Regions from separate parts of the Homo sapiens genome. Here region 2 is linked to region 1. Evidence: read pairs that join two places in POLR2A ChIA-PET (ENCODE). Cell type or tissue: PC-9. All regions are shown on one strand. Each heading gives the region's core, and the rest is flanking DNA. Links, peaks and the distances in the headings are about the cores only. Region 1 has its middle 24 kb from the start of MGST1. Region 2 overlaps SLC15A5 (solute carrier family 15 member 5).

Region 1 (16,542 bases), core at 3,496-11,495:
ATAGAACTTGTAGGAACCATGGAAGCCATCTATTCTAGTAGTCTCCAAAGTAGGGTGCACAGGAATCTTGATCCATTGAAGTCAAGGGGAAAATCTATTAAAATTTATAGGTCTGTGTATATTGTTAGTGTAAAATTTGCAAGAAATAATTCTTAAATGAATGCATTCAAAATGCTACATATTTATTATTTAAAATAGTCAATATATTAAAGGGCACATGCTCAATTTTTTTCTTTTTTACTAATAAAATGGTACAATCACAAAAGTTGGAAGATGAGTGATTTCATCTACTCCTCTTACATCACAGAAAAGGCAAGTGACACACAGAAGGGAAGCAACTTATCCAAGATCTCAATTGTTAGTGGAAGAAGCTGGCTGTCAACCGAAGTCAGTGTGAGATGACCTCAGGTAGGTTATTTAACTCCACTAGGTCCCAGTTTCCTCATCTCTAAGGAAGAAATAATAATCCCTACCGAATAAAATTATGAGTACTAAATTAAATGAGAGAATATTTAAAGAGGGTAATGCAGTGCTTGATTGGAACAATCAAAGGTTCAATTAATGTTAGTTCCCTTTCTTTCCTCAGGGTAAATGTCTTCTTCATCGAATGACATTGCTTTTCAAAAACTAGAATAAATAAAATAGTACTGCACTATTTCATGGTGATAAGGTTATATGTTACTAAGATCTTTGCAATTTAAAACAGATTTTAACGGCTGCAGACATAAGAATAAAACCAACAAATTCAAGCGTCACAGTAGGCTGGTGGCTGAGAGACGTAGGGGTAAGAGGCTTCTTTGCCACCTTTGGACCAATACTAGTGTTGGTCCCAGAATTCTCTGTTGGAGAAATTTAGGGGCAGTGCTGTTTGGGAAGGGGAATCAGGAACTTATCCTAAAGCTGGTTGCAAATATACCATTTACTTAGATGTATGTTTGTTTGGAGTAGTACTTTTAAGGGGGTGTTTCTATTGTCTCCCCTTAACCCCCCACCCCGCAAGTCCCCCAGCCATCACTGGTTGCAGCCATTGGCCATCACATATCTCTGAATTACTAGCTTAGTCTTTCCGTTCCTACTCAAAATCCCATGCAAACAACAATAAATCTTCATATTCATATGTGCTCTAAATAGCCACTATACTAAGTAAACTGTTCACTTTCAATTTAATAAGTCTTCTCATCCCTAAATCAAAACTAATTAGCTTTGTTTTTCAAATTGCTGACATTGGGGGTCTTCGCTGTAACAAACCTGTGTGTGATTAGTGATGTAACGGCTGGTGCTGAGCTTGGGCAAATATTTATAGAGTAATCATATTGGATAGGGTTGAATAACCTCTTGGATTAAATGTGAGCTTCTGCCAGGCGATGCTGCAAAATTGTGCTAATTTAATGGTACAGTCCATTGTTCCGTCTGCTAATGTAACCTCTGTAGACACTGGTACAAATATAATCAAGGATATTAGAGCACAGTATGGCTACTTTATTGGCACTCCTGGCAGTAATGTGCCAGAAGAATCCAAATATAAATTATGTGACAGGTAAATAGAAGTACATACAGGGAGCAGATCAAATATACACACACCCAGCACAGAGATGAGCCTAAGGTAAGTAGTCACTGGATAAATTGTTGTTGTGCCATTAGTATATTAGACACAAGAGGAACAATTTTGCTTTTATTTACTTTCAAGAGCATTAAACAGATGTTAATTGGGTAAACCAGCTGTACAGTTAAAGGAAGATTGTTTCTATATCAAGCTATATTGATATTAACTCCAACTTCTCACAGAGACATAGGAAATGAACCTGAAGATACAGTGTTAATTCTTAATACATAGCTGTTAACCCATAGTCTGAAAGGAAACTCAGACCTTGGAAGAAAGAGACGAAGGCAGTAGTTTTTCCAGATTTATGCACTTAAGCAATGGCCAAGTGGATACTAGAAATCCCATCTTCACACATCCTGCCCAGCGCTTTCTCAACCAGATTATAGGGATCCATAAAAGTAAAATACTGTAATATTGACCTACAAATGACTTGAAGAACCTGGGTCATTTCCTTATGCATATTCATTACTCATCATGTTATACAATTTTTAATTTAATAAAAGTTACATATTTGATATGTATAGGTAAAAAGACCTTGAGAGCTTTTTATTTGCATTGATTAATTGCAATTGCACCATTTTAAAAATACAGCTTCACTATCTGTCTTAGACACTCCAACCGGTTAGCTATATTTAGATGTGAGGAGGAGGCAGAGTATTTCTTAAAGAGTTCTATGTTTCTTACAACTGACTTGACTGACAGTCCTTAAGTGCTATTTCTTTCAAAGCAAATATGACTCACAGCCCTTAGGTAGAGTGTGTGCACAGGCTAGAAATATTGATCTGTCCACATCCTAGAAACATTCAAACACAATAAAAAAGAATTTTTAACTTGATTCTGAATAATGCAATAGCAAAAACATATGAACAGGACAAAATCGACAATGGTAATGTATCCGTAATGCTTTATAATGTCAAGGATTTAATTTAAACTCAAGAAACAGAAACTATCTTTCCAGCTCGAGCTTACCCTCTTCAGCTTAACTGTGACAGTTCTTAGAACAGGAGGTGCCTAAAGAAACTAATTTAAAGATATAAATAAATATGCATTTATTTAAGTCATTGAGTACAAAGTACCCACTTTATGAGTAACTCCACTCACCAGCTTAAAATTTAGAAATGACAGCAACCAGGAGGCAGTTTGGTAAGACTTCCCTTTGGAGTTTACTGATAATGGGATGAAGAAACGTTCCCCATTACTCCACATCAACACTGGCCAGAGCTCTGTGGAAGAAGAGGCAGGTTTCAAAACGTAACCTGGGACCCTGAGGTTCCAGCCAATAGATGCTCCCCTCCCTTGTGTTTCCTGAGCTACTTGGAAACCCCTTTTTCTTATTGCCCGTGGCCAGCCTTCTTGCTACAATTATTTCTGGTTCCCACAGAAGGCAGCAGAAAATAATCAATACTGCTGTGGGTTACAAAACATGAAGTTTTCTCAAATTTGGCACCACAGAGGTGCCAGCAGCTGGATTCCTCTTCCTTCTAGCAGTGGTTCAATGACAGATTTGCAGGCTACACTTCTGTCACTCATTACCTTAAGTAGTATTTTGTATTTTTTTTAAAGTTAAGTTTTCTACAATTAGCTCTGTTTCCATTTAATAAATGTATATAATCCTTTCCTGGGGTAATGCATATATGCTTCCATACAGTTACATGACTTGGGGAGCAGACGTCAATGAATGAGAGAGAAATGGGCTAGAGGCAGGAATTACTGGTGAGTGTGAGTTGACAAAGAATGACTTCCCCAGCAGGCAATTTCCATGCCTGCTGACTTCTGTTTCCCAGGCCAGCCCCTCTGCAAGTCATTGCCTTCCTTTCTCACCCAATCCTTTCCCAGTATCCCCTAACATTGTTTGGCTCTTCCCATACAGATCAGGGTAGCAACTGGAGAAATGTCTGCTTAGCCTTCATCTATACACTGTAATCAGCCCAGTCCTTAGACACAAATAATTTCAGGACTTGTATTTAAGAAGTTTAATCTCCATTCTACATCAATTTATTTTCTATCATAACACTGTGACTAGTGCAACCAAGTTTCCCCAAGGCTGTGTTCCTGTCCCTGACCACCTTTATTAGCTGGGCCCTCACATAATGGCAGAGACTGAATGTTTTGCATGCCACCAAAATTCATTGGTTGAAGGCTAATCTTTAATGTAATCGTATGTGGAATGGAGGTAATTAGGTCATGAGGGTAGAACCCTCATGATGGGATTAGTGCCCTTATAAGAAAAACACCAGAAAGATGACTTCTCAGTCCACTAAGGGAGGATATAGCAAGATGACATCCATTTGAAAACCAGGAAGAAGGCTTTAACCACAAACAGAATCAGCTGGCATGAACTTGGACTTCCCAGCCTCCAGAACTGCAAGGAATACATGTTTATTGTTTAAGTCATCTAGTCTATGGTATTTGTTATAGCAGCTCAAACTGACTAAGACATCTAATTTGATCCCCATCCCTACATCTGGGTTCTTGACATCTACTATTGAATAGTTGAATACCTTTCTCTTTGATCTCTGCCAGTTGTCCACTTTGTATGCCCCATAATAACTACCTGTTCCACCTCTGCTTAAGATAACATGTGAGTTTCACTCTAACCTTGGTTTATATCATGTCTGTTCTTTCCCCTTTGACTCATCTCCCAATTTCAGATTCCCTTTCTATATTCACATCCATGTCCTCCTATGGCTAGATTAATACTCTGGCTATAATCCTATTTTAGAAGCCCTGGGGGTGTCTATGAATTTATGGTCCTGGTCTTTGTCTCTTCAGCCCTATATTCCAGGTATAATAAGTGCCATATAAGTAATAAAACCATAAAAGATAATGGTAACTTATATCTGTTAAATACACACTAAGTATTAAGAACTGTTTTTTTTTTTTCTATTTATTTATTTTGAGACAGGGTCTCACTCTGTCACCCAGGCTGGAGTGTGCAGTGGCGCGATCTCGGCTCACTGCAAGCTCCGCCTCCCAGGTTCTCGCCATTCTCCTGCCTCAGCCCCCTGAGTAGCTGGGACTACAGGCGCCTGCCACCACGCCCGGCTAATTTTTTGTATTTTTAGTAGAGACGGGGTTTCACCGTGTTAGCCAGGACTGTCTCGATGTCCTGACCTCGTGATCTGCCTGCCTCGGCCTCCCAAAGTGCTGGGATTACAGGGTAAGCCACCGCGCCCAGCTGACTAGGAACTGTGTTTTTAAGTTTTACGTTAACATGTACAACCACCTTTTCATTTATGCAGGGCTGATAGCCAGCTGATGGTCATATGAATATAGCATTCCCAGCTGTGAAAATACTGCAGTGCTTTCTCACGGGTTAGTAAATAGCCACTGCCCCAGTCTCCCAAAAACCTCCCACCTGACTTCCAAGTTTTCCAGGCTTTCTTACCATCACCTGCTCCCAAGCCCCATAATCCAGCAATCAAAAGGTTGATTCCTGGCACGGTTCTCTGGCCAGTGTTGATTCTGATTGGTTGCTGCCATGCCATGCTGGCTGTCAATTATTTTCAATATCAGCTCCTCACAAGCCATATTATGCCTAATCTACATACCAGCAAATTGAAGCTCAGAGAAGTATACTCACTCAAGGTCATAAATTAGTAAATGGTAAAGCACAGCCTCAAACCTGTATCTTCCGATCTTTGTAGACTATTCTCTTTCCCCTATACCAGATAGTTCATAGATGCAAAGAGGAGTTCCCCAAACTTGCCTGATAGTAAGTGTTTTGTCAAAATTACAGTTTCCCGGGCCACTCCCCCTGGATATTCTGATCCAAACCAGTCTAGTTCAAGGCTAGAATTGGTGTTTTCAAGAAGGTGAATTTTATGGTTATACAATCTTTGAAACACTGCACAGGGGCATTTTCTTTCAGAGTTTAATTTGAGAATGGCTGGAAACATTGTAATATCTTCATGTTTTAAGTGAGCAAGTAAAGACTGTATCACAATTCCGAACTTGGAGGAAATGCTTTTTGAATAAAATGGGATGTGTGTTTCAGGCGGTAGGCTACTTGGTGGTTATTTTAGATGGGGTGGTGTAATTCAAAAGTACAGTCAATCTTTGACAGGTCTGGAAACATCATTAGTGACAACCAGTGATGAGAATGAAACAAGATTTCAGTTTACCAATAGGTCATATGAAAAGGACAGAATGAAAGCTAAAGCTAAAATAAAAGTAATTTCATGAAATGTAGAAAGGGGGCACTGAGTTTACTGAGGAACATTTTCTAACTCTAAAAACCATTAATTTACCCAAATAACACTACAGAATGTACTTGCAGAACAATAACCTGTGAAAAAAGAACTTAAAGGAGGTTACATGTATAATGTTATCTGTGATGGCCATTGGTGCTTTCTCTCTGCGTGTTGCCATCATTCTGCAGTGGTGTATTTTCTGTTAATGTTTGACAATATGGTTTGTCACATAAAGCCTTTTTAGTAGCATCCCTCTCTGGAAATTCTCTCCCATTTCCGCTGTTAGCCAAAGCTAATCATGAAACATAAAAAGGTATCCAGAAAAAGGCAAGTACAGTATCACATATTAATTGCACACAGCAGGTTTATGATGCAGTTCTCTTTCACATGATGAAAAGGCTAAGAGAAAGAAAAAAAAACAGAAAAAAGAGCAAAATAGATGAGCAATTGTCTCTAGTCTGGTCTTCTAATAGGCACTGATTCATTAAATATTTCTGAGGGCAACAGAGTCATCTAACCCAATAGAACCTCCTAAGATGTTCTTCCTGACATGTAAATCAGCAATGAGCAGGAGAAACCTACAATGGAGCTGAAATTTACTACCACAGGACGTGGCCCAAGCTGGGTTGGTTCTCTGCCAAGTGACAAACCTTGCCAAACGATTTAACACCTGCTGCAGTTATCAGCACACATATTTCCTTAGACAACTGAGAAACAACTCATCGGATAAACCAATAAGTAAAACAAAGTGCCAAACATATCCTCAGCAGAGACTGATAAAAGAAAACATTTAAATAAATGTAACTGAATACTTCCAAATGGCATACCTGACAATGACAGGAAAGCATAGGAGTGGGAGCCTTAAGGAGGAAAACAATATATTAGGCTTTTTTTTATTTTTCTATAATTCTACAAAGCCAAATCCATATCTAACCTCACCCTCATTATCTGCAAAGAATGTGACTGCCTACCCTGGGGTGAAGAAATATGAAATGAAATAAAACAATAGCAATAACAAACCTTAGAATTGCATGGTGCAGGGGACCTGGAATAAAGAATGTTGCCCTCCCTGATTTATTTGAGTAAAAATCAAAGCTTTTCTTCATTTACTTGTTAGTTGGGCTTTCCCCCCACTGCCCCGCCCGAGTACTTACCACCTGTACGAAAGTCCCTGATTCTAGAGGCAGGGCTTATCTAATGAGGTGTGTCTACACAATTGGAAGCCCATTTCTAAATGAAAATTGCACTGTGCTGTGAGCACAATCCCTCCAGGTTGGAGAGAGCATTTATAAAGCAGCAGGGGTGGTAGCCAGTGCTTTCTCTTTAAGAAGGGGCCTGTAGGGTTACCACAGCTGGGAGAGAGAGAGGCTGACCTAGAGCTATGGGCTAACATGATAATTCTTCTGCAAATTAGTCCTATTTCTCCAGGTTACCTTCATAGATAGTGAGCAAAGGCAGATATAATCCCTTTCCTAATTGTAAACCAGCACAAGCCTAATTATATTCCCATTTACCCCAGATACTCTAAAATCATAGGCTTTCTGTTTGCTAATTCCTCTTATTCATGGTTTTATGACTCTGGAGGAGGCTTTGGGGAGCACAAATGGAAAAACAGTGCAGTGAGTTAGTTCCACATAGACATTAACTATGAAAAAGTAATAGCATGGAGGAAAAAAGCGGGTGGAAAGAAAAAAATCTCATATTTAGTTTAGACTGATTTCAATCCAAACTGGACGAGTGTTTGGAAGTCTTATCTAGTAAGCACAGTAGCTGAGGCCATAGTTACAAGAGTCCACAGCAGTGTTTTAGCCATCGAGGCTGTATTTGTTATCTATTAAACAGCCTTTCTGCGAGAAACTTTACTCCCTTTGTCATAGAATGCCTATTATCTTTACCTTAACTGACATTTAAAATTATGTAATTTTCGAGTATTTTTATGTCAACCTATTAACACTAGCCTGAGGAGGGCCCCATGCACCAAAGCTTATGGGATCATGCTGAAGACCATAAGATGTTAGGAACAGACAAGTAGGACATAGGGTGATGGTTGCAGTGGCAACCAAATTCATTCAAGTCTTTCCAGATAATGTTACCTCCATGTTCCTTTCTCCCATCCTCATGCACTTACAATGCACATGTGTCCATATGTGCATGGATCTGTGTGTGTGTGTGTGTGTGTGTGTGTGTGTGTGTGTAAGAGAGAGGAAGAGAGAGTTATCAAACTACATAATTCTTGATGGAAAAATGAACACTCTAAAATAGATTTAAATTATTTATTCTGGGTTTTTCGTGTAAGCAAATAATAAAAATCTTCCAAGTTATTGCCAAGATCACACAATCTTTGTCTCTTAAGTTCTCCCAAGGCCACACCTAAAAAGGGGGTTATGTTACCAGTGTTTGGTGTCAGTATCACGGAAGCCCAGGCATTATTTTAGTCTGTAGTTGCCAACATGCTCATTGCTGGTTGAACAGGTCAGTACCAGTTCACAAGATAGAGGAGGAACATGAATTAAGTTTGACCAGGTGCCAGGTAAGTATTCTGAAAGAAAAAGCATTTTCCTCTTCTGGAAATGCAGGCATTTCTGGTGGAGACACATTACTCCAAAGCTATATGGGCCCAGGATTTGACCCTCCACTGCTACAGGTCAAGTTTAATGGTCAGCTCCTCCAGATGATAATAAGGCCCACATTTATACTAAAACAAACACTGCCTCACCTTACAACTTTGTAAGCAAACTGAGAACAGGGATGATATTTCACTCATTTTTGTACCACCCCCACAGCCTAGAAGGATTGCTTGCGTAGATTAAAAATACTCAAGCAGCATTACTCAAATTGGTAATAGAGAGCAAATTTAATAATTTTCCATGAAAATTTTTGATTTAAAACAGACAGGTTGTTTGTGTTTTATTTTTTGTTCCTAGTGCTTTCTTATCCAGGTCAGGAAACACTGGGAGATTGAATTTAAATTTGAAGGTTGTTTGGTAAATATGGAATCAGAGAAATCAAAATCACATGGCCTCAAAAGATGATACTTTTGTCAAGCTATGAAGCCTGGTGAGTCATTCCTCTCCACTAAGGGGTTATGTCTGCCAATGTAATCACATATTTATAGACCCTTGTCAAGTTACATTCTTTCTTTTGAATGCCACACTCCTGAAACACATTCATTCTAACCCTGCTTTTTGTTTTTCTGGATTCCACAAAAATCTATTATTTGTATTTATCGCCATGTTCCACATTTTAATTTAATCTTTATCATTTTTTTCCTACCAATCTGCAGAATATTCTCCCAAATAAGTTGTTAATTTTAATGTTTAGCTTAGGACCTTTCTTGTCTCACCTATCCTGCTGACATTCTCAGACTCTTCAATATCTCATTCAATTTGATACACAACAATCACAGGTAAGGCAATGGATTTAGGGCTAAGTGGATACAAACATTTATAAGATATGGCCCTTGCTTTCATCAGGTAGTATCAAAGATTACATTGATGCACCTGTAAGAAACTAGAGTAGGGTGGTCACATGCATGGGCTCTGAAACCAAACTGCTTGGATATACCTGCCTTGACATTTGCTAGCCGTGTGATCTTGAGCAAAACTAACTCAACTCCTGTGTGACTATTTCCTCATTATAAAAGAAGAATGTTAATAACAGTTTCCACTTTTTAGGATTGTAGTGATAATTAGATGAGTTAATATAGCTACATTTCTTAGAACTGTCCCTGGTAAACAAAGCTCAGTGTATTTGCTATTATTATACACTTCTTTCTCAACTTTAAAAACCTTTGTATTTACTTCTTTTCAATTACCCATAGGTGCACAGACACCTTGTAAATTATCATCATGTAAGGGGTCTTCTTGTCACCTTGTTCTCCTACTCTGCTAACCATGGAGATGTGGATGGGCAATAATTCTTCCTTATGTTCATTCTTTCATTCACTCAACAATTATTTATTGTCTACTCTGTGCTAGGCTCTTTTAACATTGAAGATATAAAGATAAACAAGATAGACATAAAGTGTCTGGCCTCATGAAGTTCTGCTAGAAGAGAGAAGCATATACAAATAAAATAATAAAAAGGTAGTTAAAAATGTGATACCAGATCTGTGAAGAAAATGAAAGGGATATTGTGTTAATAAATTGCAGTAGGAAGATCATTCTTGAATGATCCAGACACATCATGAGCTTTTCATCCTGACGAGATTAGTGAAAAAGCCCAAGAAAGAAGATGACCAAGAAGGAAACAAAAAGGGTTTGATGTTTTAAGGAACAGAATGAAGCCCTGTGAATGATATAAAATGAGATGGGAGACCAGGCAAGAAATCTACTTATGTGAGTAAATGGAGATCATGGTTTGGAGTTTGGATTTTACTCTAACCAAAACAGGAATTCATTAAAATTGGATATCCATAAGCAGAAGAAGGAAACAGGGCTCCTACCTCTCATCACATACAAAAAATCAAATAAAAAGGGACGGAAGACTTAAATATAAGACCCAAAACTATGAAACTACTAGAAGAAAACATAAGGGAAACACTTCAGGCCATTGGTCAGGGGAAAGCTTTTATGAAGAAGACCTCAAAAACACAGAAAACAAAAATAGACAAATGAGATTATATCAAACTGAAAAGCTTCTGCACAACAAAGGAAATAATCAACAAAGTGAAGAGACAACACACAGAATGGGAGAAAACATTTGCAAACTATTCATCCGACAGGGGTTAAAAACCAGACTATACAAGAAACAAACAACTCAACAGCAAAAATAAATAAATAATAATAATAATAATAATCTTGCCTGTAATCCCGGCACTTTTGGAGGCCAAGGTGGGCGGATCACGAGGTCAGGAGATCAAGACCATCCTGACTAACGCGGTGAAACCCCGTCTCTACTAAAAAAAAAAAAAATGCAAAAAATTAGCCCGGCGTAGTGGCAGGCGCCTGTAGTCCCAGCTACTCGGGAGGCTGAGGCAGGAGAATGGCGTGAACCCAGGAGGCGGAGCTTGCAGTGAGCGGAGATCGCGCCACTGCACTCCAGCCTGGGCGACAAAGCGAGACTCCGTCTCAAAATACTAATAATAATAATATCATCATCATCATCTTATTTTAAAGTGAGCAAATAAGCTGAACAGACATTTCTCATAAAAAGCGATACAGATGGCCAAGAAGCCCATGAAAAAATGTGCTACATTATGAATCATCAGGAAAATGCAAATCAAAACCACAATGAGATGTTATTTCATCCCCATTTGAACGGCTATAATCAAAAAGACCAAAAAATAACAAATGCTGGTAAGGATGTGGAGAAAAGGGAACTCTTACATATTGTTGGTGGGAATGTAAATTAGTTCATCTATTATGAAAAATGGTATGAAGGTTCTTCAAAAAACTAAAAACAGAACTAACATGTGATCCAGCAATCCTGTTACTGGGTATGTATCCAAAAAAAAAAAAAAAAAGGGACATAAGTATGTCAAAGACATATCGCTACTCCTGTGTTGATTGCAGCACTATTTGCAATAGCCAAGATATGGAAACAATCTAAGTGTCCATCAATGGATGAATAGATAAAGAATAGTGAAATATATAGACACAATGGAATACTATTCAGCCATAAAGAACAAAATCCTGTCACTTGAAGGAACAAGAATGAGCTTGGAGGACATTAAGTGAAATAAACTGACTAAAAATAATAATAAAAGCAAAAAAGAAAGACATACCACACATTCTCATTCATGTGGATTATAACAGCTGATCTCATAAAAGTTAAGAGTAGAATAGTAAAGAGTAGAATAGATTACTAGAGGCTGGGAAGGATAGTGGGGAGAGGGCATAAGCAGAAATTTATTAACGGATGCAAAATTGCAGCTAAATAGGATTAAGTTCTATTACAGTCACCCTACAGTGTTTTATAGCACTGTAAGATGACTATAATGAACAATTTACTATATATTTTCAAATAGCCAGAAAATCGGATTTTGAATGTTCTCAACACAAAGAAATAATAAATGTTTGGATGGATATGCTAATTACCCTAATTTGATCATTACACATTGTATACATGTATCAAAATACTACACTGTACCCCCATAAGTATGTACAATTGTTCTGTGTCAACTAAAAATAATAATAAAAGCAAAAAAGAATTCCTCAAAAAAAAAAAAACCACAAACAGGAATCCATTGAAGGGGTCTAAATATGGTCTCTGGGCCAGGAGGTGAACAGACTGCGGGGAGAAAAGTGAAAGTAGGAGTACCAACAGGAGGCCACTGCCATTGTGAAGGCCATGTAGAGGAGACAGGTGGACAATTTAAGATGTATTCTTGAGGTAAAGCAGACAGTGCACCTTTCAAGTAAATGCGTGAGCACCATGATGCTGAGAAGCTATTTTCCCAGTGAACCAGGAAGTGAGGTAGGTAGATGAGTCACCCAAGCGGGTGGGGAAGGAGGTGGTTGAAATTGATTTGTATATTTATTTTATAAAGTAAATGAATTAAGAGAAAAAAATTGGATCCTGAATCTGAACTTATTTACAAATTATTATACCTTACCAAAAAGGTCTTTTATGGACAATACTATAAAGACGGTAATGTTTACTTTTAGCATTACCATCCACACCTTTAAAATTATTAATAATTTGTGAGAGTTTGCTGTATACTAAGTACCCTTCATCCATTTTCTCATTTAATTCACAAAACAGCCCTATAGACATTTATTATAATTATCCCCAATTTTATGGATGCAACAAAATTGAATCTCAGTGAAGTTACTTTTCCAAGGCATTAGAGCCAGGTAACACACAGTTGGGTTTGAACCCAGGTCACTGACCCAACAGCCTGAGCTCTTAACCTCTAAGTAGAACACTATTATTCCCTTTTACATCACTGATTGCACCCTGCTTCCCCCAACAACACACACACACAGAGACACAAGCACATATACATCCACGTTTCCTTATAATCAAAATCTTCACTCAGAGAGAAGCTTACTCTCAGTCTCTCCAAACCCACTAATGATCTACCCAGTTTTGATAAATTACATCTTTCAACAGTAGAATCACTAATTGTGAAAATCAAGCTTAAGCAAGGCAGTAGAAGAGATACTTCTTGAAACACAGCAGCCTTATTTGTGCCTCTGATAGCACATCATAGCCAGCCCTGTGGATAAATGTGGCCTTAGTCAGGAAAGGATAAATGATAGATGATTTGGAAGAAATAAATGACAGGAGCGTTAAAATGTTTTAGGGCAAGGGACATTCAAATAAATGCTATTGGATGATTTATTTTCCAAAAGGTGTTACATTCACTGCTGAAACACACCTACATGTCTGCCAGAAATGTGGTCGTAAAAAATCTATGTGTATAAAAAATTTACACTGTAGCAAGCTGACCTCAGCCCTTCATTTACTAAAGCCGCCACCTTAGCTGCAAGCACACATTCTCAACTTGCACCTAGATTTCAACACCTGGATGTCCCACAGCTACCTCAAGAAGAATATAGTCAAAATTCAGCTCATTACCTTCTCTCCAAACATCTAATATTTGAAATCCCAGTTAACATATCATTTCATCAGTTTTCAATGCTATAAACTTCAAAGTTTTCATAATCACCTCTCTTACCCTCATTCAGTTCTCTAATTCCAATCCCACGCAATAGCAAATATGGACAATTCATCTCCCTTAATTGTCTTACAAATGTACCTACCCCTCTTTACCATCTTCATTGACTCCTATAGTTCAAGTCTTCAGCATGACTCAAGCAAATTATCTTAGCCCTGGTTTTCTAAAAATCAGAGTTTAAGGCAAAGCATCAGTGCTAAAATGTTATTGAGAGGAAGAGTGAAGGAAAAAGAAAAGTGAGGCAAGAAAGGAGGAAAAGCAAAAATAAGATGATCTGTTACTGAACTGGCCACAGCTTCTTGAGGAAGCCTAGACAATGCCTCAGTTCCACAAGGTGGAAGGAAAGCACTGCTAGAAAAAAATCAATGAGAGAGGAAGAGTAAGCAGATGATCTGATCCTGTCTTCTATCTCTCATTGGTCAAAGTCCACCTCTTGGGGCTTTATTTTTCCTACACTTCTATTATAATTTCTTTCTCCCACCCTGGACAGCCACCAAAGAAATTAGAGTCTCCAGGCATGCATGCAAGTAGGACCTAAGCACTGAGCTACTATAGCTTTTCCATAGAATTGTAGTGAGTGAGATGAAGGTTGCCCTAAAGCTCAGCCCTAAATTCCCGGGGAGGATACAAACAATGGGAGGTATTAGGAGATGGGATGACTGAGGCTGCAGCCCAGCATGGTATGAGCAGTTGCTCTTTGGGACCAATCCAGATAGAAAGCAAGGCAAACGGCTGAAGTTGGAGTGGGTAGGCAAGGGAGTCAGGCTGATATGAAATGACACGTAAATTGAATCTGATAAAATTCACTGAGTGCCACTCCATTCTGCTTACACTCTCTAATAACATATGAATCTTATATGTGAGCGAGGTGTCCCTACTTCTTCCATGGAAGGGAGGTAAAAAATTGTAATCTTCCAAGACTGAGCCAGTTGCCGTCTTCTAAAACAACATATAGAGGATTAGCAACCCAAGCTGCACTTCTAGCTGCTTTAGCTGATCCGAAAGCCCTATTGACATTCATCACCTCTCCCTTCCCTTACCCATTCTAGATTTTCTTTGTCCTTAGCCAGAATTCCAGCTGATCTGGATTTCTTGTCTCATAAGGTGACCCAGACCTTCATTCTGGAAGGATCTGAGGTCTTAGTCACCTTGTCATTGTCAGGCTGTTATTGCTACGATTGCCTGTTAACAAATATCAGAGTGCACTGAAGGATCAAGGGAACAGCCAGTGAATCCCCACATCCTACCCCCATTGTGTAGTAGAAACCCTAGTTCCTGATAGTAGTTGGGATCAATTAGCCTAGTCTATAGGGTAACTCCTTTTTGCCTGATGATCTACTGGCAGGGAAATCCTAAAGCAGCCAAGCAGTATGTAGAGATTTTAGTTCCAACCTAACAAAGCCTAACTTTTCCAGGATAAGAGGCATGTGAGAGAATGGAAGTGCAGCGAGAATGAACAAATTCTAGGTATCTCTCTTTTTTCTTCATCTTAAATATTCTTGCTATCAGGGACACAGTTCCATGTTCAGGTTGTAGGTGCAGCACATATATTGCACTAACCTCTTAAAAGTTGCCCCTGAGCTGGTGCCTTAACTGAGCCTATTCCACATGTTATCAAGCTGTCTATATACAAGTTATGAGGAACACACATCAATTTCATGTGAATGAGCCCAGTGGTGCACCTCCTTTGCCAAAAAAAATGGATCTCTGGGCCCAAAGCAATGTTGTGTGGCATATCATGTCAATGGATAAGGCTTTCTATAAAGGCTTGGAATGTAAAGCTGAGATTTGCACTGCAGGCAGAAAAAACAAACTCACTATATTTGTTTTCTATTAAAGCTATGACAAATTATCACAATTCACTAGCTTAAAACAACAAAAATTAATTATCTCACAGTTCTATAGATCAGAAGTCCAATATGGATCTCACTGGTCTAGGATCAAGTCAATAGGATACATTCCTTTCTGCATTTCTCTACAGGAAGAATCTGTTTCCTTGCCGTTTCTGGCTTCTAAAGGCCTCCCACATTCTTTGACGCATGATCCCCTTCTTTATCTATCAAGGTTGAGCTGAGTCCTCGCATTGGTATCTCTCTTCTGATTCTGTCTTCCAATTTTAAGGACCCTAATAATTAGCTATTAAGCCACCTGAAAAATCCAGGATACTCTTTTTTTTTTTTTTGATGGAGTCTCGCTCTGTCACCCAGGCTGGAGTGCAGTGGTGCTATCTTGGCTCACTGCAACCTTCACCTCCCAGGTTCCAGTCATTCTCCTGCCTCAGGAATGAATCCAGTGAATCCCAGACAAGTAGTGGGGATTACAGGCACACGCCACCATGCCCGGCTAATTTTTGTATTTTTAGTAGAGATGGGGTTTCACCATGTTGGCTAGGCTGGTCTTGAACTCCTGACCTCAGGTGATCCACCCATCTCAGCCTCCCAAAGTGCTGGGATTACAGGTTGAGCCACCACACCTGGTCAACTCTTCTCATCTTAAGGTCAGCTGATTAGTAAGTTTAATTCCATCTGCAACCTTAATTCTCCTTAACTACAGGACCTAATATGTTCACAGGTTTTGGGGATTGGATGTAGATATGTTTGGGGAAGAGAGGAGCATTGTTCTGTCTGCAATATCCACGTCCAGAATAATGTTTTTGGTCTTAAATATTCACTAATATTGGCCAAAAATCGTCCAGTATTTACAAATTCACATTATTTGATCTATTATTGCTTCTGGTAAGGATGAATTGCTCCCTCCAAGAGAGAAAAGGATCAATGTAATTGACCTGGCACTATGTGGGCTGGCCGTTCCCTCCAAAAAATGGTGCCAATCCAGGGCTAAGTATTAGTCACTCCTGCTGGCAAATTGTGCATTACACACTGCCAGTAGCTAGACTAGCCTTCATTAAGAGGAAGGCCGTGTTGTTGAACTCATGTTTAGACTCCATCTCTGCCTCATGGCCACTCATGTTACAGGCCCACTAGAGAAGTACTGGGTACTAAGAGCAGTGCTGTATGATAACTACAGGACAGGGCCACTTGTTCCCTTTGGTACTTACAGTCCGTGCTGAGGTAATGCTTTCTAGTGAGCATGAGAAACAAAGGTTTACTCACCTTATGCCC
Region 2 (16,542 bases), core at 2,950-10,949, 100 kb after region 1:
CTGATTGTAACTTAAGCCCCCATTATACGTTACCAGATTATTTTTATCACTTCTATCTTCCTACCTCCAATATCTTTCCTATTCTACCAACCAGCACATGACCTTTAGAGTAATCATCCTAAATAACGATTGTAATCATTTCACTTGTGTCTAAAATCTTCAATGATTCTATTATCTTCATTCTCTTATCTTCAGAGTAATTTTCAAATTTCTTAAAAGTGTATTAAATGCTTCTTATGATCTGACCCCAATCTATCGTCTACCTTGATTCCCAAATAACTTGAACGTCTCATCATCCTGAAAATCTGTCTGATGCTTTCACAACGCTGTCCCTTTGCTCATGCCACGTGTGCTGCTTTCACCTTTTCGTACTGAAACCCTTCTTTCTTAAAAGCATAAAATGATGTCTCTCACCTCTCCAACTAGCAATAAGTTCTTCTCCTGATACTCCCCAATAGAATATGAGTCTGCAATGGAACAGACTCTTTTCATCTTTTATCCCCCACGGTGCTGAGCATACTATCTTGCATATAGCAGGAACAGAGCAAATATTAAATTGAATTGACATATTAGCACTCTTTCTGATGAGTCTGTAATGTGTCCAATAATCTTGATAAAGGTGATTATATAATGAATTTGGTCTTAAAATCAGATAATATGTGAAATGTGTATTTTTTATGTGAGCCGTTTACGGAAGCAAAATCTCTACTTTACTATGAATAAGCCTTTATAGTCCTTAATTTAAAATAGTAATAAATTAAAAATTCCTCAAATTTTTAAACTGAGGTTTATTGAGGTTTCCTCCTTTTTTACACCTTTGATTTCTTGGGGACCCTGGAAAGAGCAGTCTTTATGAATATATTTAAATTCTGAGATATAATCAAAAAAATTACCTACCAGTTTCTCTATCAACCAAAACAAACACTAAGCTATTTAAACATTAGATTGATTTTTCTGAATTGAAAGCTTTGCCTTATCTAAAATTGTATGCAAGTTAGCAAAATGTGACTATCTGAAAATTTCAAATAAATTCCATCAAGCTAAAGTTTGCCTCCACTCTAACGAAAGGATTAAGTCCAGTAATATGAATGCTAAATGGAGAAATGGAATAGTTAGAGTAGATACAGACTCGGTAACAAAATCCTACTCAATTTCAACAAAAAACTTCTAGATAATTCCTCAAAAGTAAAAGGAAGAGAAGAGTTTGACCACTATAATTGTTGGCATTTACACTCTTCACTTAGCTAATTTATCTCTTTAAGAAATTTTTTTCTAAACGAAAGTTTTAGTCCTTCTCTAATAGCTGTTTTACCTTCTCTGTGAAAATCAGAGAAATGCCAGACAACTGAGGACCAATAATACTTTAAGTTTATTTCAAAAACATGTTTAAAATAATAATTAAAGCTATATATAAAGATAATTTTATATTTGAACTTCCTCCAAATAATTTTTGACTCATATATCTTTTTTATGAAAGTTATCTAGGATGATATCTCTTTTCTGGGAAAAAAAGTTTTAAAACATTGCTTTATCTTCAATAATAATTGCTACTAATTCAAGGGATCCACATCTGCAGATTCAACCAACCTTGAATAAAAAGTAGTTGGTTGCATCTGTATTGAACATGTACAGACTTTTTTTCTTGTCATTATTCCCTAAACAATATAGTATAACAACTGTTTACATACTATTTGCATTGTATTAGGGATTATAAGTAACCTAGAAATGATTTAAAGAATAGAGGAAGAGGAGCATAGGTTATGTGCAAATAAATACAAAGCCGTTTTACATAATACACTTGAGCAGCAGGAATTTTGGTGTCTTTGGGGTCTTGGAACCAATCCCCAGCAGATATCAGTTGTCTTATTTAAATGTCACAAGCACCCTATAAAGTAAGCGTTATTAACTCCACCTTGGAGCTGAGGAAAGTGATAATGAGGTTACATTACTGGCCTGAGGTTCTATATGTAGGAAGTCAGGGAAGAGGAAGTCAACTCAGCCCTTTGTGAGGCCACAGCCTAAGCACTGGATGGCCAAACAGCACAGATCACTGGCGTCTGGATATCCCGAGGGCAAACAAATGTTGAGGAAACATCTAATGTCCAGCACCTGTTGTTTCCTGACTTTTTAATGATCACCATTCTAACTGGTGTGAGATGATATCTCATTGTGGTTTTGATTTGCATTTCTCTGATGGCCCGTGATGATGAGCATTTTTTCATGTGTCTGTTGGCTGCATAAATGTCTTCTTTTGAGAAGTGTCTGTTCATATCCTTCACTCACTTTTTGATGGGGTTGTTTTTTTCTTGTAAATTTGTTTGAATTCTTTGTAGATTCTGGATATTAGCCCTTTGTCAGATGAGTAGATTGCAAAAATTTTCTCCCATTCTGTAGGTTGCCTGTTCACTCTGATGATAGTTTCTTTTGCTGTGCAGAAGCTCTTGAGTTTAATTAGATCCCATTTGCCAATTTTGGCTTTTGTTGCCATTGCTTTTGGTGTTTTAGACATGAAGTCCTTGCCCATGCCTATGTCCTGAATGGTATTGCCTATAGGAACACTTTTCCACTGTTGGTGGGACTGTAAACTAGTTCAACCATTGTGGAAGACAGTGTGGCCATTCCTCAGGGATCTAGAACTAGAAATACCATTTGACCCAACCATCCCATTACTGGGTATATACCCAAAGGAATATAAATCATGCTGCTATAAATACACATGCACATGTATGTTTATTGCGGCACTACTCACAATAGCAAAGACTTGGAACCAAACCAAATGTCCAACAATGATAGACTGGATTAAGAAAATGTGGCACATATACACCATGGAATACTATGCAGCCATAAAAAATCATGGGTTCATGTCCTTTGTAGGAACGTGGATGAAGCTGGAAACCATCATTCTCAGCAAACTATCATAAGGACAAAAAACCAAACACCGCATGTTCTCACTCATAGGTGGGAATTGAACAATGAGAATACTTGGACACAGGAAGGGGAACATCACACACCAGGGCCTGTTGTGGGGTGGGGGGAGGGGGGAGGAATAGCATTAGGAGATATACCTATTGTAAATGACGAGTTAATGGGTGCAGAACACCAACATGGCACATGTATACATATGTAACAAACCTGCACATTGTACACATGTACCCTAGAACTTAAAGTATAATAAAAAAATTAAAAAAAAATAAAAACAAACAAACAAAAAAGAAACATCTAATGTCAATGGGTAAGAAATGTTATGGCTTATTACATGAATCTCTAGCTCTTCGTTTAACTTTTTTTTCTTTTGCATTATTTTCCTTCAGTTGCTGGAAATCTTTTTGCTGCATTGTCTGTGATGATAGCTGGCTTCTTTGAAATACACCGAAAACATTTCCCTGCAGTGGAGCAGCCCCTTTCAGGAAAAGTTCTCACTGTTTCCTCCATGCCCTGTTTCTACCTGATTCTTCAGTATGTTTTACTTGGAGTGGCGGAAACACTGGTAAACCCAGCCCGTGAGTAAACACCTTTTCAACTAATGTTAGAACATACTGAACCTTTACACAGAACACATCACCTCAACCAGAACAATTAAAGTGGTATGTCATCTATTCACCTCCTAGAGAGTTCCCACAATACTTCCAGCAAATTTATTTATTACTTTTTTACAAACATTTCATTTCTCCTCATTCCTCTGCCATGCACAGAACAATTATCAATTCTGCCTGGATGCAGATGGAACAAAAGATTTTTAATCTGGTTAAAGGCAATAACCATTTTGTCAGACACACCACAGGAGGAAAACCTCTGCTAAAACCCAGAAGACAACTCCAGAACACTAAGATGTAAAGCCTCTTCTCTTCTCCCTTCCCTCCTCTCACCTCCCCGACTCTCACTCATAGATAAACTCACAGGCCGGGTGCGGTGGCTCACGCCTGTAATCCCAGCACTTTGGGAGGCCAAGGCAGGTGGATCACGAGGTCAAGAGATCAAGACCATCCTGGCCAACATGGTGAAACCCTGTCTCTACTAAAAATACAAAAAATTAGCCAGGTGTGGTGGCAGGCGCCTGTAGTCCCAGCTACTCAAGGAGGCTGAGGCAGGAGAATCACTTGAACCCGGGAGGCGGAGGTTGCAGTGAGCCGAGATTGTGCCGCTGCACTCCAGCCTGGTGACAGAGTGAGACTCCATCTCAAAAAAAAAAAAAGCTCATTTATACTCCTCCAAAAATGACACTTAATGTTCTTTGAGAGTATATAAACATGCAAATGAAATGAAAATTTAAGCCAATTTTCCAGATAACTTGATGTCTTTGAATTAAATTACACTAGATTAAATGAGATCACTAATGTTTCATAAGACAGGTTCAAAATAAGTTTATTAAATATCAAGGGTTTCTGAATTATCTAGATTGCTTATATTAATTAAACTAGCCACTTTACAATTTATCACAATATTTCAGTGGCTTCTTGCAATACAGTAATGTGTGTGTACATCTATTTATCTCTGTAATTGATTACATCTTATGTTTCTATCCTCCTTAAATTTTCGTGTAGTAGGAGTCCTGATTGTAACTCAAGCTCCCATTATATTTTATGGATAATATTTTTATAACTTCTAACTATCTTCCGACCTCCATTATCTCTCCCATTCTATCAACTGGCACATGGATTTTAGAGTAATCATCCTAAATAACAATTCTAACCATTCCATCTGTGTCTACAATCTTCAATGATTCTATTATCTTAAAAGTTGTTTCCAAACTCCTTAAAATAAATATTTAATAAATATGTATTTATACACACACATACTTATGATACCAAGGCAATTCATTAAATAATGAAAATAAAATTAAGTTGGAGTATATGCATATATATGTGTGTCTCAGACTTCTTTTTTTATAATTGTATATCATTTCATCCCATATATTTTGCATACATAAATTACTTTATGAGATTTTAAACTGGGGACCTCACTGTTTAACACTGCAAGGAAGACAAAAGAAGTGTAAAGCAATGCTACTACACAAATATTTGTGATCTTCTCTGATGTTATTCCCAAAAATGTGTTGGAAGTAGTCAGCCAAAATTTTCTGGGCTGGTATAGAGTAAATAATGAGTAAAAGTAATGAGTGAATATGTGGAGGAAATTGCTAGCCAGCTTAGCAATAGTGGTTCAACATTCAGAAGCCAGAGAGGTACAGAAAACCAATGACTGTGAAAAAGGCAGATCATGTGCTACACATCACTTACTCCACCACTCCCTGATTTACTCCAGGAAATCAGGCCTAACTGAGGTCTAAGTCACTTGACTCATCTGCTATTGGGATAATGGACCAGGGACTGAAAGAATTTGGTCTGATATCTAGCTTTTCCATTACTACCTACATAAATTTGGGAACTCATTTAACCTCCAATCCTCACTTTTCTGATATTTAAAATAGAAATAATTGTATTCTTCTTTATATCACAGCATTGATAGGGTAAGCATCAATGGGAATGAGAGACTACTCCTTGAAAATCAAATGACATAACATATGAAAGGGTATTTCAAACTATAAAATCAAGTATTACCTTTCTGGGAGACAGTACAGCACAGAGGTTAGGCTCTATGGTCTTAAAGTCAGACAGATCTGAATTCAAACCCAGTTCTGTCACTGACTAACTCTGTGACGTTGGGAAAATTATTCCTCATTTCTGGGCTTTTCTCATCATCTATAAAACAGGGAGTTGTTCAAAGGACTAAGTGGAAGATTTTATGTAAAGCAAAAACCGCAGTGCCCCGTATATAGACAGCATTCAATAATTAGCAGTTATAATGTGTTGTTATCATTACTAAAAGTAATGGCAAAAACCACAATTACTTTTTCACCAACCTAATATTATTATCATGTTTCACATGAATTAATAGTGTCAGACTCAGAACAGAAGCACAGGTGTCCTGTTCCCAGCTCTTTCTGCCATAAACCACCTGAACAGCTGGGAGACCTGGAAGCATAAGCAGAACTGTCTCTCACTTGATTCATCCTAGATCCATCTCTTTCCTCTCACCTCTCCCCTCCAATCCAACAGCAAGTCCTCATTTTTACTCTGAAATATAACTTAAATCTGGCCACATCTCACTATCCCCTTTGTTCTCCTGGTGTACAACACCATCATCTCCAGCCCCAATTCGACCAGAGCCTCTGAACTTTTCTCCCTGCTTCCTCTCCTGCCCCATGAGTCCATTCTCTTCAAAACAGTTGTGGTGTTCTTCTCAAAACATAAGTTCTATCATTCCCCTGATTGAAATTCCACAGTAGAGTTTTAGAGATAAATTATTCACAATGGTGAATAATGTTCCACATGATTTGGTCTCCACGTGTTGTTCCACCTACATTTGGTTACAATCTGCCCCTTGACCACATCCCCAGAAATGTGTGTGTTTCTAAGATGCTAGATTTCTGTCTACCCCAAGTCCTTTGTACTTGCTTTATCCTTTATTCAGAATTCCCTTTCCTCTGTTTTCAAATGACTGGCTTCTCATTATTGAGCTTTCTCAAAGGTCTTCTCTTTGGAGGGGCTTCCTTGAGCATTCCATCACTTTCCACTTAATTACCCTGGTTTTTTAAATAGCACTTGTCAGAATCTGAAATTACTTTATTTATATTTGTATTGCCTGCCTCTCACTGTAAGAATATACATTCCTGACATCAAGGTATGTTTCTCCTTTCCGAAAAGTACATATACAAAATAGGTGATCAATAAATACATTTTGATTGAAGAAACAAATGAATGAAGTCTACGGCTATTTCTATATGGTACAATAAAAATGTATTATTCAAACTTTTGACAGTGTCCTACATTGATGGCATTGAGCAAGGAAACACAGTGAATCACTCCATAAATGACAGTAGACATAGCCTACCCTACTAAGACATGTTATACATTGGAGATGAGCTAGAAAAAAAAAAGCAGTAGGAAACTTTTCAAATTATGTTTTAATTGTAGCAGCGTACACCTCAGCTGTCTCATACCCTATGTTTGTTTATTCAAAAAATACTGTGTGGGTGTCTACAGTGTGCCTAATACTGCTCTCGAAGTTTTAGACACATCAGTTAAAAAAAATAAGACAAAAATTTCTGCCATTATAGCTTATAGCATCTCTGTGGTTGAGTAGTGGAGAGTAAGTTGGGAAGATAGAAGGCTCTAATCAGAGAAGGGTGCACAAAATTGTGATTATGGAGTGGGTACAGTTATTGATCCAACACATGGTTTTGCAGGCCAGTCTCTGTTACAATTACTCAACTATGTCATTGTGGTATGAATGCAGCCATAGACAACATATAATAAATGAGCGTGGCTGTGTTCCAATAAAACTTTATTAAAATAGGTGGCAAACTGAATATTACCTGACCATAGCTGGCCAACCACTGGTCTGAGGTACAAGGCATAGGCCATGACCTTGGGTGTGAGTGGAGTGGAAGCTGAGGTAGATTGGAGATCAGACATTGGAGGTCAAGGAACTGGACAACCAAGATTGAAAGGATGGAAGGTGGGAAGGATGATCTACATGTATAGTAAAATTGCCAAGTATTAAGGCAGAAGTAGTACCAGAGAGTGTGACAATGAGAGAGGAACTGACAACTCTGAGAAAAAGAGGAAAATGTCCTATAGATTGGCAGATGACAGCATGAAAGGGAAGTAGATGATATAGTCTGATAACATGAGCTTCAAAGCTGAAGCTTTTTTAGGGTTAAGGGAGATATAATGGTCTAAAAATGGCAACAGGATAAAGTTCCATTTTCTGGGACTGTGGTACTTCTTCTCCACATGTTCAAAATAACTTTTCACCAAACACAATACACACATTTTAACTGTTTAAGAACAACGAGAGTAAAAAATATTTCCAGCAATAAGTCCCCAGTACCAGGTGCCTTAGGAAGGTGGTTATGGCCCTATATTTTGAAGATTCCTCATATGCTGTGATGTGGCATCTTTACAAGCACTAACCAGCTACTACCTGGAGGCACATTTTTAGCGCTCATTGGCAAGAAGACCAGCTTTCACGTACACACTGAATATTTTTTATTGTGTCTTCATAGAAAAACGGGAACTTTACAATAGTGACAGACTTATTGATATTATCTACATTGTAATGGGCTAAAAGAAATATCTCGGAGCCTAAAAAAAATCAAATTGATGATCACTAAAGTTTCAAAAGATCAGAACATGCAAGTAGATGCCTAAAAATGAAGATTCGAGGACTTGAAAAGCTAAGTCCTATAAAAGGGAACTGGAGGTTTTCAAAAACGACTAAAATGACACCAAAGAGAGATTAACCAGCAGGCAGAGAGCTGGCAAAGTGTGTTCATGAATTATATACCGTACCAGAAGTTCTAGCAGGAGAAAAGCATAGGATTAATAATTAACTAGCAGAGTAATAATGGGCTTGTATGTTCTGCTTTTTCTTAGTGAAAGAAATAGGCCTACTTACTCTTTCTGCTCATTGCTTGTCTCCTTGTACTTATGGAAAGGAAAGTTTATAAGCCAAATCCTTTTTATAACTGTGAATCATTTATTCCCAAAGCCTATTCAGGCTTCCTCTCATATTCCCATTTGGACCTTTCTGAAAATACTCCAAGGTTCCTGCTGGTGATTGGTACTACACAAAGAGCTGTGCTACCGTGCCACCAATATTTGAAGCCCTTCTCCACAGTATTTTACCTATCACCATTATTATCTTCATCTCCAATCAGCGTTTGTGGGAAAAGTGCACATTTAGCACTGCCCTTTGTACTAAATAATGTGCTGTTTCTGCTCCAGAGTTTAAAGTCCAGGAAAGATAAACTGATGCCTTTTCCCACCTCTCAGTTCCAGCACTGAGCACTTTCCTGAAGTGCAAAATGGGATTCCTTTAAATCTTTATGGGATAAATAAATCAAGACATGTGCAGGACACACCGAAAGTAAAACAGAAATTTTAAATTAAGGAAGGAGCATTAATACATTTACATCATGTGTTAGTAAGATCATGGAAAAGTTCTGGTAAATGCAGAGTTTTGCTGCAGCAAAGTATTAAAAACAAACAAACAAGCAAACAAAAAACCAGGGGTAAATATTCCCGAGAGGAGCAGGAAGAGATAATAAGATCTCTTACTTCTCATAGAGAAGGAAACTAAATGTTTAGTGTTTACAGTACAGTCATGCAACACGTAACAACATTTTGATCAATGATGGATCACGTATATGACGGCAGTTTCATAAGATTATAGTATCATATTTTACTATACTATTTCTGTGTTTAGATATGTTCAGCTTCACAAATACTTAGCACTGTGCTCTAATTGCCAACAGTATTCAGTACAGTCACACGCTGTACAGATTCGTTGCCTAGGAGTGATGGGCTACCCATATAGCCTAGGTGTGTAGTAGGCTAGACCATATAGGTTTGTATACGTATACTCGATCATGTTTGCACAATGGCAAAATCACCTAATGACACATTTCTCTGGACATATCTCCCTCATTAAGCCACGCATGACTGCACATCTGTTTTCTATCATCACTTTTCTTTTTAAAATGAGCTGTAATATTTACTTATGATTTCATTGTGGAAAGATTCGCAAAGCACAAAAGAGTAAGAGGAATATTAGAAATCCAGTAATTCAACCACTCAAAGCTAAGACTGTTAATATTATTTAGTGTATTTCCTTACAATTTTTTTGGCACACATATATAATAGAGATTAGTATAATAAACTCCCCTGTATCCATCTTCTAGCATCAATAATTTTCAACTCATAGCCAAAACTTGTTTCATTTCTACTCTCATTCACATCTTTTTTCCTTCTGGTTGTATAATTTTGAAGCAATCCCAAATATCATATTATAATAAACATCAAATATTTTAACACATATCGCTAAGATTGTCATGCATTTTAAAATATTATGTTTATATGGCACGTACAAAATCTCATATACTTATTTTCATCTATTTCTGATTCCAAAAGAAAGTTATTTTTAATTGAAAATTTAAAAAAATTTTTTTCGTGGTTTTTTTAACCTCTTGTTACTATCATTACCGGCACCCAAAAAATGACTTGGGAAGGAAAGATAACCACTTTGGAGAACCAATGCTTAAGCTATTGTCTCTCTCTCTCTCAGCACCTCTCCTGAAATGAGATAATGCATATTAAGGGCTTTGTACAGTGCCTGCACAAGTAGGAACTACTCAATTTGATAAGATTAATACTGTCAAAAATACCTAACCCTTATTCAGGACCCAGGACCTACGAGTCAGCATTGTACTAAGCACTTTACATGTAGTATTGCAGGTAAGTGTCCCAGCACCTCTGCAAGTGAATAACGATATTATTCCCATTTCATAGAGGAGGACATTGAGGCTGGAAAGTTTAAGTCACCTACCTAAAATCACAGAAATAGTAGATGGCTGACATGGTATTTTAATACTATCTTGTCTAACTCCAGAGCCCATGCTCTTAACCTTGATGCAAATTTTATATAATACAAGTTTTCTATAAGGAACTTAATGAATTACACAGAATCACAAAATTGATAGATTGTCATGATATTATCTAATAGAGGCCACACCTCTATCCAAAATTTATCAGAAATATTCAATTTGGAGTGAAATTAGGGTGAATACATCAGGACACTCAACTACTAAGTAATCAAATTCTCATTGTAGCTGGGTCAAGGTATATTTTTGTCATATTTTATTCCTTGAAGACATCTGTAAATTGTAACACAGTATATCTTACTATAGTAACCTTAACAAAGTCCAACCCAAATTTTTATTGTATCAGTAAATTTTCTTTGATACATGATCAACATCAATTTGAACAGTCTCTATGAAAGCATTTTCAGGAGAAAGTTCTAAATTCTGACCTCTCTTTTTCTCTCAGTCTCTGTAATATCATACAGATTTGTTCCAAGCAATGTCAGAGGAACCTCCATGAATTTTCTGACACTGTTCAATGGATTTGGCTGTTTCACAGGGGCACTGCTGGTGAAGTTGGTATATCTCATCTCAGATGGTAAAAATAGGTTCGTGGCATGCTTATATACATTGAGTTGATGACTAGGGAATGGGGAGACCAAATCTTAAGAAAGGGGCTTTGTCAGTGCAGTCTTTTTTTAATTGATCCACTTTTGCAATTAAGATAGAATTAAGATAGGAAATACACTCTTGCTGTATTCATTAATTTCTGGGAATTGTTTTTCTTTTGATAGGAGGAGGTAATTACAGAATGTCATGCTGTCCTTAGTGTATTTTAAAACAAACTGGTCATTATATTCTTATTAGATCTTTCAGTGAGACCATATGCAATAATGCCTCACAGCTGGCATAGACAGTCCTCAGAAAAAGTAAGACCTGTGTAAATATAGGGGATAGGGTACCTGAATGATCTTTTTTTCTCATGATTTGCCACAATTCTTGTCTATGCAATCCAAGAGAAATTGTGAATTGAATAATAAATGATATTTTAAAATTTTCCCAGTAGAGATTTTGGTCAGGAGAAACAACTAATCTGAAAAATTCAAATATTGTTTGAAATATTAAAGTACCTACTAAAGCAAATATTAGACTAAAGCAAATTTTAAAGAACTATTCTTTGGTTGCACGTGTTGGTAAAAACAACAGCCAGACAGGATGACAATAATGATAAGTCATCACAGTGATATGACTTTGGCTGTATTTTAAATCTGGACTTTTGAAATTTTGTTCTAAAATGTCGATATATCTTTAATTTTAATGTACTTTTGCTTATTTTATGGAAATGATCACAAGTGTATTCTCTACTTTCAAAAATACTTATTGTTGTGCACTAAAAATGATGTAAAGAAAGTGTTAGTTTCTATTCTCTTGTAACAGACAAATTTAATTTACCTGCTTTCAAACTATGGAAAAAAATCAACTTCTATGAATGAGACACTCCTTTTAACACTAAACCTCCATTCGAAAAATATTTATCAAGGACCCATTCTATTCCAGGCACCATACTGGGCACTGGTGATACCATGGCAAGCAAAATAAACACTTGCAAGCCCTCAGGAAATTTCCAGGGGTACAAGGAAGCAATGAAATTAAAAGTGAAAAAGCCAATGATAGATAGAGCAGCAGAGTTCTTGGGAAGAAACCTACTAATCCTTGACTGACGACTGACAAGGTCAAACTCTGCCCTTTCCTTACTTATCTGAGAAAATTAAGCTGAAGTGTGTGTTGAATATTTACTGTGTACCAGGCCGTGTGCTACCTGGAATTGTGTGAGATATGATCCAGTTCTCAAAGAACTCAAATTCAAACTGTGTTAGCTAACTGTGTGAACGGCAGCAAGTTGCTGACTTCTCTAGTGCTCAGATTCTTCATACATAAGCTAGAGACAAAGCACTGGCATTAAGGTTTTGTAAGATAACCTTGAGAAGTCTTACCTATATTCACACCTGAAACATTTTCAGTGTTGAACATGTTTCCTTTCTTTACATTACTCAGTGAAGATATTTCCAAAAATTTACTAAAACAAAATTTCTAGAATCAAATCACATTTGACATATACATGAAGAACTGCAAAGTCAAATATTACTACCAGTTTATCTTTTATGTAAATCTAAATGTTTCATATGCAGGCTTAAGCAACCTACCCAGAGTTAGACCAAACAATCTTGGCTAAGTTCTCCCCAAGACTATCCTCACTTTGGTTTTTTTTTTTTTTTTTTTTTTTTTTTGAGAAAGAGTCTCACTCTGTCACCCAGGCTGGAGTGCAGTGGCACGATCTCGGCCCACTGCAACCTCCGCCTCCCAAGTTCAAGCAATTCTCCTGCCTCAGCCTCCCGCGTAGCTGGTACTACAGGTGCACACCACCACACCCAGCTAATTTTTGTATTTTTAGTAGAGATGAGATTTCATCATATTGGCCAGGATGGTCTCAATCTCTTGACCTCGTGATCCGCCCGCCTCGGCCTCCCAAAGTGCTGGGATTACAGGCGTGAGCCACCGCACCCAGCCAAGACTACCCTCACTGTAGATACTAGCCACAAGTTTGGAGATTCCTAGGGCTGTCATCACCTCTGACAAGCTGCCTATAAATGTGGGGATCCCCACAGACTCCCTCAGGTATGATAATTTGCTAGAAAAATTCACAGAACTTAGAAAAGTACAATATTTATAATTACTGTTTATTATGGCAGAAGAATACAAATCAGAAGAGGCACATGGAACAAGATCTGGGAGGGTTCCAAAAGTGGAGCTTCCTTCATCCCCAGGTATGCACTAACCACATCAATATAAGAATAATGCCAACCAGGTGAGCTCACCTGAGCTTCAGTGCCCAGTGTTTCTGTTGAGACTTTACCACATAGGCACCATTGATTGAATCATTGTGAGCTCAGTCTCCACCCTCCTTCTGCTCCCCAGAAGTTGGGCTGGTATATGTGGCTCAAAGCTCCAAGTCTGATCATGTGGTTGGTCTTCCTGGCTGCCCACTCTCCATTCCGGGTCATCTGATTAGCATAAATTATCTATGGGCCCTCTCCATTCTGAGTTGCCTCATTAGCATAAACTATCAGGTGGGGACTGAGGGTCCCACCCTAAATAACAGACATTCCAACCACTCAAGAAGTTGAAAAGATTTAGATTACCTCCCAGGAATCAGTCCAGGCAAATTTTTTAATCACACAACTATTCCTACAAAAGCATTTCACTGAAAATCTAAATTTTTATTGGGAATCTATATAGTATAGTAGGAGCTTTTACATGCATTATTGCATTTATTACAACAACCTTACATTATTATTCTAATTTTTTAAATGTAACGATTAGGGCAGAAAAAATAAAGTCAAGTTCTCTAGTCATCACAACTGGTAGCTGACAGAGATCTAATCCTCTCAGCATTCTGAAACCAGTTCCAACATTGATTTCAATATACAAGCAACTTGTAGAAATCCACAGATGTAAGGGTGTTTAAAGACATTTGTTACTTTTGCAATATAACCTCCTTGGATAGAGGTCTGTATAATATTGATAATATTCTAGATACAGTACAAAGGTAGAGAAACAAAAGTTTATATAATTCTGGCACAATTTGGTGCCCATGAAAGGAAATTTACCAAGGACACATGGTGAGGACATCTTAGCAAGATGGGTTGTGGGGTGGGGCACTTTCTAAACTGTGCTCAAGAGAACACCATTTAAATTACCACTCATCAATTTAAGCTACATCTTATTTTAAGTGTATTCTTTCTGGTTTATAATAATATTGTGTTATATCAAATTATAATCCCAATAAATCACAATCATAGAGTTGAATGTTGCCTTAGACCTCAACTAGTCTAACATAGTACCAAAAATAGAAGATGTAGTAGCATAATCTAGTGCCCAGAAAAATTCTCTACTTTGAGATATAACCTGAGTGTGCCCATCTATTGATCACTATGTTCTACAGAGTAAGTCCAGTTCTCCATTCACATAGCAGCTCTTCAAACATTTGATAAATACTTGGAGAAATAATATGGTATAGGGGTTAAGAGAATAGGTTCTGGAGTCAGACCACCTGAATTTGAATCTAGGTAGTCTAGCTATGTGTTCTCAGTTTCTATTTCAGTAATGATAATAAATAATATATTACGTTGTTCTGAAGATTAAGCAATTAATATGCATAGTAAGTGTTCAGTAAAGATGGCAGTCATGACCCCTTCTATTTTATAGACAAACTATCCCAGTCTTTTCATATTGCATGATTCCTTGATTTTTCTCTATCAAAGCGCCTCCATCCATTAAACAAACAGCAACTCGTCAGTATCTTTCTTAAAATATGGCTTCCAAAATCAAACATAATATGGGTACAAAATGGGTACAATCAGGACAAGTATGTTACTTTTATCAACCTGGACTCTCTCTCTCTCTGAATGCCAACAGAGATTTTGCTGACTTTCTCACAGTTGCATCCTGCTTATGGTCAATTAAAATTTGAAACTTTTTTTAATTTTCAGGAGTTGCTTTCAGCTCAGTTCTACTCCTCACAGTTCTTTTTTCTAATTAGATGCAGCACTTTATTTTTATCTTTAATAAATGTCAACCCATCATCCTAAGTAATAGACATTTTTGAAAATTGATTCTGTGTCATCCAGGGAATTACTAATCTTTACTTCTTTACTTGCTTTGTGTCATCTGCAAATTTGGTAAGCAAGTTCCTAGACTTCTTCCAGGTAATTGATAAAATTTTTGAATTGGACAGGACCAAAAAAGAGTCTTACAGAAAATTCCTAGACCTCATTGCAAGTTAATGACAACACATTAATCCTCTCCTTTTGGATATAATCAGTTCCCAATTCACCTAATTACTATCATTCAGCCCACATACTTCTCCATCATTCACTAAATGACATCACAGGAGACTTTTCACGTTTTTCTGGAAATAGGATAAGTCTCTTTGTGACAATCCCTTTAGCCATCAGAATAGTATTCCTCAATGAAAGAAATGAGGTTCATTTAGATTATTTGGTTATAGTAATCCTATACTGGTATAATAAATAAAGGCCCTAAAAGAGAGTGACCATAAGCATGGCTTTGGGTAGGTCAGTATCCCTCTAAAACTGGTTTTTCTTAATAAAAAAAGGAAATTGTACTTCACTTTTCTCAGACAGGATGAGAGAATAAAACTAAATAAGATATTTGAAAATTTTCTATGCCAGAGATTATTTTTAAATATAACATTGTCATACGTTATAATGGTTCATTTGGCCAAAAACAAGATCAGGCCACTCAAACAATCAGACAAATTTTTTTGACAGAAGTGACCATAATGAAACTAACACTATAATTATACATTTAGGCACCCTACATCCTTCAGCATTTCATTTAGTATATAGGATATTTTCAACCTTTAAGGATTCATGTCAGCTGAGCATGTGTGCATGTGAGTGTGTGAGAGTGTTAGTATACCCGATTGGAAAAGAAGATCAGCTATCACAGTCTTCCAGTCTCCAAGCTGCATTAGTCATTTTTAGCACCATAATGGAGAATGGTGTGAATGCGGTAAATTCAAAAGATTTCTCAAAACTTGACTGTGCAGACAGATAACTGTTAGAGTGACATTTTCAGTACAAGTGAGAAAACTGATCCTTCTGGGATCTCTAACTCTGAGTGCTTTAAAGGAGAAGATACAAGACTAAACTCATCCTCCTACACTAATCATTTCAGGAATAGTTTATCTAAAAGTAGCAATGCTAATATAAGGGAATGAAGAAGTCAGTCAGACTGCTTATTTCGACTCTATCCCATTAGCAACAAGATCAATTTCCTCACACTCATGAATTCGAACTTAAACCTTTTCATAAAAATAGCAAAACAGAATTCAGTAAAAAATGACATCTTAGTTATGGACATGCAGGCGATTGAAAGATCCGAAGCAAAATATTTAAGAAAAAAAAAGGGATAATTGGGCAGAATCAAGAGGTCAAGTGGTATATCTTCTTGTCCCTACAAGTTCCTTCTCCTCAAAATTCGGGAAAGGGGCAAAGAATGTAGCTGTTTAATTTCCATCAAGATTCTCTTAAATT

Evidence for each region. ChIA-PET counts read pairs that join two places held together with the same protein. Peaks named below come from ENCODE experiments on the same cell type or tissue, not always from the same donor. Only the 100,000 strongest peaks of a DNase experiment are listed, where the experiment ranks them.
Region 2: POLR2A ChIA-PET joins it to region 1 with 7 read pairs; 2 of 35 experiments call an interaction of 5 or more read pairs at or near these places.

Annotation. Positions count from the first base shown.
Region 1 is chr12:16,315,545-16,332,086 of GRCh38, reverse strand. No RefSeq gene overlaps it. Among named protein-coding and RNA genes, the nearest start is that of MGST1, 24 kb to the left of the region's middle. In PC-9, for the core only: no CTCF peak of the experiment used is centred there; a DNase peak (open chromatin) is centred at 6,496.
Region 2 is chr12:16,211,372-16,227,913 of GRCh38, reverse strand. It overlaps SLC15A5 (solute carrier family 15 member 5), which reads left to right. Exons shown (of 9, transcript NM_001170798.1): 6 at 3,312-3,500; 7 at 10,890-11,021. All of the region lies in intron 2 of LOC101928362 (a long non-coding RNA gene), which reads right to left. Among named protein-coding and RNA genes, the nearest start is that of SLC15A5, 58 kb to the left of the region's middle. In PC-9, for the core only: no CTCF peak of the experiment used is centred there; no DNase peak of the experiment used is centred there.